Regions from separate parts of the Homo sapiens genome. Here region 1 is linked to region 2. A link is an interaction called in ENCODE POLR2A ChIA-PET data of the cell type or tissue named here. Cell type or tissue: MCF 10A. All regions are shown on one strand. Each heading gives the region's core, and the rest is flanking DNA. Links, peaks and the distances in the headings are about the cores only.

Region 1 (6,364 bases), core at 1,305-5,304, 570 kb before region 2:
AATAAGTGATGCCACATTTATCTCTTTAGCCTTATATTCTTCTATGAAAAGTGGTCTTTTTTAGCAGTAGCAAGGGATATGTTGGTGAAATTGCTTTTGGCCACTGAACATAATGATTCAGGATACTTCTGGGTTTTTTAAAAAAATACCCTGTTATGGATTTATTATCCACTAATTAACTTACACTGAACTTAACCATGGTGTGGCTTCCTTCATGCAATTATAAAACTCATTTCAACAATAGAAATGGAAGTGCAGTGGCCTCTCCTCATCTTGATGGACTCGGTAGGCTCCCCCAGGTGTATCAAGCTAGAGCTATTTTTCTATTTTTCTGTTTTTCTATTTTCTGATCTCTAAACCCTGCCTATTGGTCCAGAGGTTAAATTCAGAGTGATCTATAGAAACATGGCCCAGTTTCCCAAAAACATAGTTGAGATTTGGGACAGATTTCCCATGGACTGGGAACCAAGATGTAAAATCTTGTGTTTGTAAAATCAAATTTTGCAATTTGAAATTCAAATAGGCATACAAAATCATGAAAATATAAGGATGTAGGGTGAATTTCATGTGGTTCACAGGTAGAAACAAATGGTGAAGTGAAGCAGAACCCTCAAATAAACATTTTTTTTATGAGAGAAAGAAAATGTTATGAGATAAAATATAAATGTGGTGTTGAATGAAATCCCCAAATGGAAAAGGGAGGAGAGGAGCAGAGAGGTTCTGAGGAGACAAGCCAAGATTGTGAGGCTGTGAGGGGCTGGGAACCAGCCACAAGTTCAGGCCACAGAAGAGAATGGAAGGGGTAGTAAGTACTCCACAACTTGAGCCAGCTTCTACATCAACCACTTGGCTTCGACTCCGTGTAAAAAAACCCTAGACATCATGACTATATAACCTGAGAGAATCTCCATATCTAGGTGTGTGGATTCTAGATTTTTATTTCAAAATAATCTTGGGCACTTACTCCCTGATACTGGGCTCCTTCTCTTACCTCACCCCACTGATCCCTGGGCCCAGGCTACTACAGTTGCCTCATGTCACATACAATCTGTGCTTGCCTCTGTTTAGGAGGATGCCAAAGACCATTAGGACCTAAATAAGGTTTTCTTATTAAGTAAGTAAAAAATTGGAAATAAAGAAACATTGGAGGGAAATCTGAAGTTTTCGTGTTGGGGAAGGACTGCTTCATTTCTGTGCTTCTCTGGACCCTTTCCTCTGAGATGGGGGAGGTGAACCTGAGCCTCACGTTTGTTTGGATTGTGAAGCCCCAGGGGCTTCTGAACAGACTGTTCTTGATTCTAAGGCAGGACTGCTGAGAGTGCAAAGTTCAGCCTTAAAAATAACATCTCTATCTCTCAACTGGGCAAAGGGCCTTGCACTTTGGAATGAGACAAAAGGTAACCATGGGATTTTGAACTTGAGCAAAGAGAGGGGGATTGTGGGTTCTGGGAAGCTGCTTTTTTGGGGCTTTTTTTTTTTAAAGGAGAAAAATTGACAGTTTATAAATTGGCCAACTTGCTAGCAGATAATCAGTTATTATTGTCACTTGTAGATAGTGTCTGGCAAAATAGAGAGCTGGTAAGAACTAATGATTGCTAGGGACTCTGGAACCAACCTGGTGTCTCTCCCTCAATTTCTTTTCATTTTTCACAGAGCCCATTTCAATTAAGGTAATTAAAAGGCTATTATAATTTGTGAAAGCCTGGGCAAATTATTTATATTTCTTAGTCAGTTTCCTTTCTGTAAATCGGGGCTAAAGGAGCCTTGATGTGAGAAATAAATAAGATCTGACTGTAAAAACCCTGACACATAGTAGGCATGCCATAAGTGCTAGTGCCTTCCTCTCTCCATCTCATTTATTGGCTGACTTCTTTATTCCTTTCTCTAGGTAAAGACTGACAGGTGGAAAGGAAGTAAGAATGATATGAGGAAGGTCTACCTACTGATTTGTCCCGATAAAAGAGAAAGATTTATTTAATAAATGTTCACTGAGCCCTTTTCATGTGAATGTGCATGCTGGGCAGTAGGGAAATGATGAAATTGTACATTATACATTTGATGCCCTCAAGGAGTTTTTAGAGTAGTAGAGAGGCTGAGACAAGATTAGATAAGGGTTCTATAAACTGGTAAATAAGAAGCACTCTGGGAACGGGTAGGAAATGTAAAGTCATTTCTGGTTGGATTCATCGTGGTGTTGGGAACAGAATGGAAGCAGCACTAACAGTGCTTCTCAAGTGCCGACAGCGTGATGAAGAGCATGCGTGTATGATCTTATGCAATACTCACAGCAATTCTGTGTAGTACACATTCTTAGATTCATTTTACATGTTAGGAAATCGAGGCTAAGTTAAGGAACTTATCTGAGATCAAGTAATTAGTAAATGGTAGAGTTGGGGCTCTAAACCAGTTATCTGACTTCTTAACTCTTTTTCCCTATCCCACATTGCTTCAAAGTATTAGGGACAAAAGATAATTCTAGACAAAATGACCACTGTTCATAGGTGGAGATGGAAGAGGGTTCTTTCTTTTGCAGGTGAGGGAAGAACATGAAGAAAGTCCTGAAGCAGGACAATTTATTCTCACTTTTGGCTATGTGATCTTTTCAAAGCAGTATTTCCATGAGGCAGATCCATCAAACAATTAGATGTATTGTACCATGAGGGCAATTTAGGAGCAATGTAGGGCTTATATAGAAATGCCACTGATTAATTACAAAAATGGAGAGGACTTCTGCTTGGTACAGTCACCTGAAAGCCAAATCCCAATTCTGGCTCTGCCATTGACTTCCTGCAGTTCCAAGGCTCTAGGAATAGCGACTGTCCTCACGTGTCTCAGCTACCTTCCTCTTTGTAGTCATCTAGGCATCAAATGAAAGGCTTTTTTTTTTTTTTTAAAGAAATCTTGTTGAATTGTCTCCATATTGTTGCTCTGTTCAGACTCCAGGGACACAGAGTTTCTGGGCAATCTGGAGCTTCTCCAGGAATGCTAACCTTCTCTGAAGGGGGTTGCTCTGAAGAGGCGAAATGCTTGCCTTTCAAAAATACATCCTTAGGGAGGCTATCAGCTGCTTCATTTTTGCACAGTCAGGGAAATTTTATCCTCTGGTAAGGGATTTGAGAACAGTTGGCTGTGGTTGCCTAAAAGACTCCACAAGGACAAATGTCCAGAGCACAGTCACCCCCATTACCCAGAGGCCAAGGTCTCTTTGTTTATACCTCTTGTAGCTTTTCCTGCATTCCTGTCCTGTCTGTCCCAATCTTATACCCTGTTCTGAGTCTAGAGAGAGTCACAGTCATTGGAAGTGACTCCTATAAGAAGCCAATATGTGGTGTAACTTCTTCCTTCATTCATTAATTTGTTAGTTTGTTCATTCATTTTAGGAGAATTTTCTATTGTTAAGAAACACTTGTTACATAACATCAATGTTTTCCTAACTATGAGTCATAAAGAGGATACTAGCTGCCTTTGTTTTGTTCCTACAAAGACACATGAAAATAGGGTTTCTAAAAAATTAAGTACTTTGACAAATGGCATTTTTTGCCCCCTTACCCCAATCAAGTGGTTGGAACCCATTTACTGTGGAAATTTTTGACACTAAAGGTGAACCAGTTTTAATCTTAACTCTTCCCTCAAGACCCGTGAAAGATCAAAGAGGAATTTAGAGAATTTAAACACCAATGGTTCAGGTCCATGTGTGCAGCTGGAATCCACCTCTATCTGGTATCCACTAGGAATAGAGTCTCCTTCTGGCAAACTCACTCTTCTGAAGGCTGTGGATTGGTCTAGTTTGGGTTGTGGGTGGGTCTGAAGATACAAGTCACCTGGGACATCTTTCTCAGTCTCTATGTCTCCATCAATCAAATGATAGCATCATATAGTGTTTATATATTAATAAAAGTTTTGTTCCTTATTATGTCATTAATCCTACCTCAAGTAGATTAGGATATATAATATCCTAGATGTAATAAAGACTGTGAAGAGGGTTCATCAAGAACTTCATTACCAATGGTGTATCAGGTAGAAAGAGAGCATCCCCTGAAGGGGATAAGGGAGATTTTATACTCATGTATCAAACCAAATGTCAGCCAGAATACCAGCATGAAACAGGAATGACTCAGTGGAGTGAGCAGGCCCCAGACAAATGTGTAAAATAGCTGCGGTTGCCTTTTGATATCTTCCATGCTCCTTGTTTCTGCCTTTCTCTCATTCCAACTTTAACAGTACTGTCACTAGCCCATACTCATCTCTCTCTCCCTCTCTGTCTCTCTTTTTCTTTATCAAATCTCCAATATCCAGACATGATCTGAAATGTATTCCCTCTAGGGGCTAGAAGTGACTCAATTTGATATTTCACTCATGAGACATTGAATGTAATAAAAAAAGGATGGAGGTCTAAATATGGACTTTTATACATCTGGGAGCTGAGTGGAAGTGTCTTAAGGGATGAGAGCTTTGTGGAGACACTGGAGTCAAGTGATATAGGTGATTTAATTTACCCTGTTAGACTTCTCAGCAGCATATGACATGTTGACAACCTCCCTGTTTTTGAAGGCAAATTTTTATTTTTTTTAAAATTATATTTACTTATTTATTTATTTATTTAATGTTGCCCAGGCTGGAGTGCAGTGGCTTGATCATGGCTCACTGCAGCCTTGACCTCCCAGGCTCAAGTGATTCTCCTACCTCAGCCTCCAGAGTAGCTGGGGCTACAGGCACACACCACCATGCCTGGCTAATTTATTTGTTTTATAGAGATGGATCTCATTATGTTGCCTGGGAGAATTATTCTTATTTTTCTGTACAGAAAACTCAACAGTGTATGGTTAACCAAGTTTAGTAGCAAGTGTTTCAGCTTTTGCCTTTTCCTGCTTGGCAATGTAAGCCACAGATTTAGGACCCAGGACATTGCTTTCCCAGTGGTGGCAGATCTCATCATATCTGTCATTGTCATTGGTCCTGATAGCTTCCATCAGCTTCATCAAAACTCCTCTGTCTTCCCAGTTAAACTGTGTGAAGGCGACAGTGGTGCAGGTCTTCCTGTGGACTAGACGTCCCAGTCTTGCCTTCCCCTTGATAAGGCAGTAAGGGACCCATATTTTACAACACAGGGCAGGCAGAAAGACAACCAGCTTGATGGGATCCTCATCGTGTTCAGTCACCACCAGTTGAGACTTCTTGTTCTCTACCACGGTGGTGATAGTATTGAAATTGCTTGAAGGACAGGTGGTCTCTTAATGGGGAGAGCCCCTTTGCTGTCAGCTCTCTTCTCAGCCCAGGCCAACAGTCTCTGCTTCTTCCCTTGCTTTGTCTCTGGATTGCACTTGTGGGCCAGCTTAAGCAGTTGAGTAACTGGCAGTCCAAGGCCTGAGTGAGCTGGTTAATGGCAGGAGGAACTTTCGGCCGCTCATGGAGGATAGCCCTTTGCCGCCGCAACTGCATGTAGCGGGGCCATTTGACAAAGCAGGTGAGGTCCCTTTCGTGCGGGATATCCTGTCCAGTGCCAAAATTCTTAGGCCTTTTCTCAAACAGGGACTTCCCACCTTCTTGGCCTCCTGCTTCTTCATGACAGCAGGGGTGGGTGCCACTTTCTTCCCCTTGGCCTCCTTTCCTTTCAGCACCTTAGGCAGTTGGAGGACAGGGTGACAACTGCCTTTTTTAAGAAGCCCTCTCCTGTCTTGGATTTTCTGTCATCATCCTTTCCTGCTCCCTCCATTTCACTGTCCAAAGCATCTCATATCTCTTTGTTCTTCTCTAAACAGCTTTAAATATTGCTGTTCCTAAGGGATTATTCTCAGGCCCTCTTTATTTCTTTCTCTAAACTCTCCCCCTAGGTTGCCTTGTCTATTATCAAGGCTTTAAACACCTTCTTTATGCAGATGTCTTCCAAATTTTTATATCCATCCCTCTGAGCTCCAGACTTACCTAAAAGTTTACTTGACATGTCCAAGTTAAAACAGCTAAGTCAAAACTCTTTATTTTTTTTACTCTTACAACTAATTTCTCGTCTCTACCAGTCTTCCTTAGCTTAATAAATGTCAGTGCCACCCACCTGGTTTGTTATTAAGAGCCATCTTTCATTCCTCTCTTTTCCTCACCGGCTATATCTGCTGCATAATTGATATGGTTTGGCTGTGTCCCCACCCAAATCTCATCTAGAAATGTAGCTTCCATAATTCCCACGTGTTGTGGGAGGGACCGAGTGGGGGATAATTGAATCATAGAGGTGATTTCACCCATACTGTTCTTGTGGTAGTGAATGAGTCTCATGAGATTTGATGGTTTTTATAAGGGGTTTCCCCTTCCACTTGGCTCTCATTCTCTCTTGCCTGCTACCATGTAAGATGTGCCTTTGCTCCTCCTTTGC
Region 2 (6,364 bases), core at 728-4,727:
CCCCATAATGGACATGTTTAGAAAAATAAAGCCCAAACTGGAATCTTCAAATGATGACATCTTGTTTCGGAAATTTAAAATTAAAAAATAAGATATTCCATGAAACTAGAAAAAGAATAATTTCATTTAGAGAAGATTGCTTTTTCTCTAATAAAGTACAAACATAGCACTACTATAATTTTTCTCTTTATATAGCCACAAGCAGTACTGAATATGATTTAATGGAGATAATTCTGTTCATTTAAACATAAAAGTTTAAGGGCTTAAAATTGATCTAGATTAGATGCATGCCAATAAATTCCAATCACAAACTTTCTGGATGATATTTATAATCCTGAGATTGAGTGCACGCTTTTTAAAATGTCTGAATCCCATTAGCATTAATCAGTGCTGTATGTGTGCACTGAGCAGAAATCAAGAAAGAATTTTGTTTAGTGCCCCTTACCAAGAAAACAAAAGAAACTATCTGTTTCATATGGAAAAAAAACAGGTCTTTTTTTTGTTGCTTTTCTCATACAAAAGTGAATTCTATATGTAACTGAAGTCCTGGTTTAATAACACTGAATATTCGTTTTTCATCTAAAGGAAGTGCACATGGTGTAGTGAGACAAGGAGCTTTCTCAGGCCTGTGTCATTTCCAAGTGTGTGAACACAGTCTTTGCTCATTTGTTCCTTAGCTCCTCGGGGAGACTGCCAACAAGCAGGCCAGCTCTCAAGCTGTATTGTGCAAAGATTTCTAGCTCACAGGAGTTGGATTTTTTTTCCACAGGTAAAAATGTCAACGTCATAAAGCTGTCTAAACACATGTTGGAGAGCAACAACTTTTAGAAAGTAGTAGCCTGTGTTACTTATTTTTAGCAGAGAAACATCAGTCTGGTGGATAAAGAGAAAAAGTTCTGTTGAGAATTCTAATGCTATATTTTCTACTCTGCTTGTAAACCTGTAATGACAAATATATTCCTGAGAAATAAAGCAGTAGAAGCAGTGTTTGTGTTGTGAGTTTATGTTTATGTGCTATTAAACAAGCACAAATGTGAGTGATGCTAGCAGCTACTTTCATTGTGCCAGGGATTCCCCACTCATGGGCTACATACCTTTGAGATGGGGAAGGCGGCACAGAGTTGTAGTAAAGAAAGGAGGAGGGAGCAATAATCCTCATGTTCATGTGGAGTTTTAACTGAGTGGTATTAAAAATGCAACCATCGTAATGTGATATGGAAGGGCCCTCAAATATTTTCTATTAAGAACAAAAATAAATCATCTCATATCTTAGATTTGCTTCAGAATAATCTGAAGTGGGATGAGTAAGTAAAGCACAGATAAAATAAGGTGGGTCATGAGATGATAATTGTTAAAGCTGGGTGATGGATACATGGAGGTTTGTTAAACAGTCTCTAACTTAGGATTTTTTTTTTTATTTTCCAAAATAATAAGCTTAAAAATATTATGCTTAGAAAGGTTGGAGACCACTGCTTTTATACTAAACTATCAAGTAATTTTGCTTAAAAATTCTTGCACTGGGTACCCAATTGATGACAAATATGAGAGTAGTCAAGTTGTTAAAGCAAATATTAAAGTGGGTTACGGAATGCTACATAAGAGATACAATTCAATATTCTTACTATAGGGGTGCCCAGATCTAGTTTTTACACTTAATCTAATTTTTATCTCACATCAAATATTGGAAAGAAAAAACATAGCATTTGTGTACCCACAATGGATTATAAGATCTATTGACTGAGAAAAGCCTAAAAATTAATATGCATTTATCACAATTACCTGTTATGCCCTTTTTCCTTTTTCCCTCTCTTCCTGTCTCTATTTTTCTCTAATCCAGTGCTATTTACCTTAAGTTTGAAGATAATGACCTATTTCATAATTTAAGTGGCAAACACAAATTAGAATACATCCTTTTGGGCTATTACTCACAACCACTTCGTCTGCGACAACTGTTCTACTTTTCTTTAGCCTTGGCAAGCTATTCAGAACAACATTTCCTTCTTTTCATTCTTATGCAGGGTGATTGTTTGGTGCTGATACAACATTGACTTTTCCCATAATTTAGCTTAGAGTGTTTTACACTGGGGAGTTCCAATGTGTTTAAATTGTAAAACTTTTTCCGAGCATTTTTGTAGCAGAACTCCATGTTCTAATAGCCCCGGCAAAGTTGTTTTTAATACTTTTTCTCTACGAATTTTCATTAAAATTTAATTCCATTTTAACTTTGTCAATTTTCCCCAAAGATAAATTAAGACACACAGAGAGATTGTCATTTCCTGTTTGAAGTCTCATTCCTGTGTACAATGTCAGTCTTTTTTATTTAGGCCTATGCCATTCCATCAGGGTAAATAACTTTCTAACTAGTCATTTAAGAGCAACTCCCGGGAAACTGTGATGCAATCCCACATATCAGCCAGGTGAGTTACGTTGGGATCAAAGATTATGTGATCGCATGTATGTGTGTTTCTTTGTCATATAAGTTATACTCTGGCTTATCACTGCGTGATAACTTTACATCAACTTCCCACATTCTTATCTTTTGAATGATATGTATGGTGAGCTGACCAGTGGGTTTTAAGATGTAGTAGCAGAAGAATCCAACAGAAAACTGTGGAGATTTTAGCTGAGATAGGAATTTTTAGGTTGGTCATATTCGCTTTGGGGATGAATTGCCATGATTTTGTGCTCTCAAGGTATTGTCTTCTGCTTTCTTCAGTAGGTTTTGGAGATACTTTCAGAAATGTCTGCATTTCTTGTGAAAATACTAGAGCTAGTGATGTGTTCCTGTAGCATAGCGGGCTTTAATTTTTCCTGCTCACATACAGCCTAATAGAATTTTGAAAAATATGGTGTGTCCCCCTTGCACATTGTTAACAGCTGAAAACTTTTCTTATACGTTCAAATAGTCACAGAGGATGTGATTTCCCTGGTGTTGTAAATATTCTCCTTAAAAATATAACTGTTACATCACTTTTTAAGTAATAACTAATGTAATCTAAATGTTATGGCAATTCAATACCCCTACTATCCATTTAAAAACACATTATACATATTATTAAGCTTTCTTTAATAGATATTTACATCATTTTTTTCCTTAAACTCATGTTTCCATTCCACTTTGCCAAGGAATTTTGTTCCAATATATGTTTATGCTTGAACAAATTGATGACCCTATGTTTCACTTCAACAAAAATATTTATATAAATAAAAATTTGTGTAAATTTACTTCCCTGTAATCATAACACCCAAACTTCTAGAGGGCTCACATTACAATTATTAGCAGTATATAATTGATCCAAATGATTTTAAACATTGACAAAAAGAGTTAATGTAAGTAAATGTTTACTAAGAAGTAAATGTAATTTTACTAGAAATACATCTGTTAATGAGATAAATGTGCAGGGAATTGGGCTTTTTAATTTTTTAAAATTCTGCTTCTTTTATTTTCTGTTGTTTTAGGGCTTGTTTTGCCTGACAATCGGTTTGTGTGTATTTATTGCTGAATAGTTATTGCTTATTGCTGGAACGAGATAATTTCAGCATTGATATAGTCCGTATTTTATATTGTTATACATGCATGTCCTGAGAAGTCTTACCATATACATAAGTAGATGGCACTGAAGAAAGGCTTTTTTTGTGTGTTTATTTTGGAGATGAAATTTTACTTAAACTCTTTGAATTGCTTCTGAGCTATATATCCAAAGTCACTCAGCAATCTTTTATTAAAAAATAATCTGGAGGCCAGGCGTGGTGGCTCACGCCTGTAATCCCCGCACTTTGGGAGGCCGAGGCGGGTGGATCACGAGGTCAGGAGATCAAGACCATCCTGGCTAACAGGATGAAACCCCGACTCTACTAAAAATACAAAAAATTAGCTGAGTGTGGTGGCGGGCGCCTGTAGTCCCAGCTACTCGGGAGGCTGCGGCAGGAGAATCTCTTGAACCTGGGAGGCAGAGGTTGCAGTGAGCCGAGATCGTGCCACTGCACTCCAGCCTGGATGACAGAGTGAGACTCTGTCTTAAAATAATAACAATTTGGAGATCTATCAGTGCACAACTTCATGAAGTCTCACACTTGGCTACTACTTCCTACTGCCTTTCTTCTAGAACCTCTTAAGTGAGAAACAGATCTTAAAACTTTCACCAAGACCTCCCAGGCCCCATGCTCCTCTCAGCCTGAATGCAGTTCGTTTCACTGCTTCTTCTCTGAGTAGTGCCAGTCGGCAGGTCGTCAGCAAGCAACACATTCACAGACTGGCTCCTCTAACTGGAGAGGGGATCCTGCCCTGAGACAGAGCCATGGGTGCTTCTCAGTAACTAGATGAGTGGAAGCCAAGCCCCAGATGCTGTCCTACAATGGCATCACATTCCTCTGCCCTATTCTCATCTGTTAAATATGGATTACTATTAATAGCAACCTCTTAGGGTTAACTCAATGTTCCATTGAGTTGCTATACGTAAAACTTTAAAATATTACACAAATGTTAGTAGCCCCATGTTGAGGATGTTTGAACATGATCTGTCCCAATCTTGATCTCCTCATTACATAAACCGGATCTGCTCATAGAACATGATGCTAAGACACATGCAAAAATGTGGCCCAGCCATTTGGACCTGCATTTTATTCTCTAGCCACTTGGTTTCCCAGTTAATGAGCAAGGATCTCATTGACCACCTAGGTCCGCCTTGTTTAGATGAGCATTTGGACCCTGAGATGTTCTTACCTCAGCAGTGTTTTCTTCAGGTAACCTTTGATGCTTTCCCTCTTGTTCCACACATTATATAGTATGGGGCAAGAGACACTCCTGTCTTCTTTCTTGGCCTCTTTCAGGCTGAACTAAACCCAGACAAGCCTTCACTGGAGATGGGGAATTGGATAAATATGGACACAACTGGAGATACAATGATGAAGAGAATTTAAATAACTCAGTCTGTTCACTAAATAAATCTAGATAAAAATAAATACTTACAATAAGAAAGCTTAAGGGAAAGTGACAAAACAGATTTTAACAAGGTATGCAGCTTTCTTTGGGGTATTAATGGTTTATTTTTATTTTTATAAAAATATCTATTAGCAGTATTTATATAGTGAAAAATTAGACAAAGAGCAAAATATTTAACAAAAACTTTATTGTATTTTTTCTATTTTTCTTTCTTAAGATTTCATTTTGAAAGGTTTCAATTTATTAATCAGAAGTTTGCCTCAAATCAATGCTACACAGCAACTGCTGAAGTAATTTTAGTTACGTGTTAAGTTAAAAATTCCCCTCTAAACTGCATGTTCAATCAACTTTCACTGTGAAATAGGATTTGATGACATTTAATACTGACTCTCTTGATACAAAGGGTTGGGAAAAGGTCATTGAGTCAGTTGACATTTGCTGTGTGCCCACTGAGAGTGTGACTCTGTAGTAAGTATTATTATGTAGTAAGTATTAAGTATGAGGCACTTCATGGATCTGAAGGACTCCTCGAAAGTGAGACTTATTCAATGAAAAAGAAACTTTTATATGCTTACTACTCAAACTCTGGTGAATTTTTTCACCTTTATTTGTACTTGGGTCAGAGGGAGCTGTGACATCAAGGCAGTGATAAAGAAATAAGCCAGGGACATAAGGAATGGTATGGTAGGAGAACAGATGTAATTAAATATAGGTAGCTCCAAATTAACTAGTACAGTGCTAAGACTCTTCTGAATGCTCAGTTAATATTTATTGATGAGGCCATTCATACGCATACATCCTTTCTTTCCCCAAATCCCTTTGCAGGCAGCACATTGGAGGTTGTCTGGGCTCTGAAGTTCATCTTATAATATTCTCTGCATAAAATGAAATACATTCTGAGGTCTGAGACTGTTCGAGAACTTTCAAATTCTTTTTTCACTTTTATAGTCCCCATATAATTTAACTTTTCTAAAAGTTTATAGACATGTTCATTTGGTTTAAAATTTTTTTCTTTCTTTCTTTATGGCGGTAAATATACATCATATAAAATTTACCATTTTAACCATTTTTAAGTATATAATTCAGTGGGATTAAGCACATTCACAATATTGCATTGCTTTTTGTCTAGCTGAATGGGATTCTCAATGTGCCTGTGACAGAGATGAATGAAGTATTAGCTAAGAAACAATTGTAGTCAGCTTAAAGGACATTCCATAATCACAGAATACTCAGTAGGGGACACAAATACACATCACATAGGAATTGAGTAGATCCCAAATACCATCCAAAGAGGCAGGAAAGCCCCATAACTGCTGTGTCATGTGCAGCATCAGATCTTTGTTGGAACAGATTGTCTTATAGCAGGCCAATACGAATTTGTCATTGATGCATAATTAATGAACTGAAAAATGGATGAATGAG

Evidence for each region. ChIA-PET counts read pairs that join two places held together with the same protein. Peaks named below come from ENCODE experiments on the same cell type or tissue, not always from the same donor. Only the 100,000 strongest peaks of a DNase experiment are listed, where the experiment ranks them.
Region 1: POLR2A ChIA-PET joins it to region 2 with 5 read pairs; 1 of 35 experiments calls an interaction of 5 or more read pairs at or near these places.

Annotation. Positions count from the first base shown.
Region 1 is chr1:100,581,823-100,588,186 of GRCh38, forward strand. It overlaps the pseudogene RPL7AP17. Among named protein-coding and RNA genes, the nearest start is that of GPR88, 47 kb to the left of the region's middle. RefSeq lists an enhancer at 1,251-1,395 and a cis regulatory region at 1,317-1,330. In MCF 10A, for the core only: no CTCF peak of the experiment used is centred there; a DNase peak (open chromatin) is centred at 3,249.
Region 2 is chr1:101,148,492-101,154,855 of GRCh38, forward strand. It overlaps LOC101928334 (a long non-coding RNA gene), which reads left to right and starts at 2,124. Exons shown (of 4, transcript XR_426738.4): 1 at 2,124-2,417. In MCF 10A, for the core only: no CTCF peak of the experiment used is centred there; a DNase peak (open chromatin) is centred at 2,390.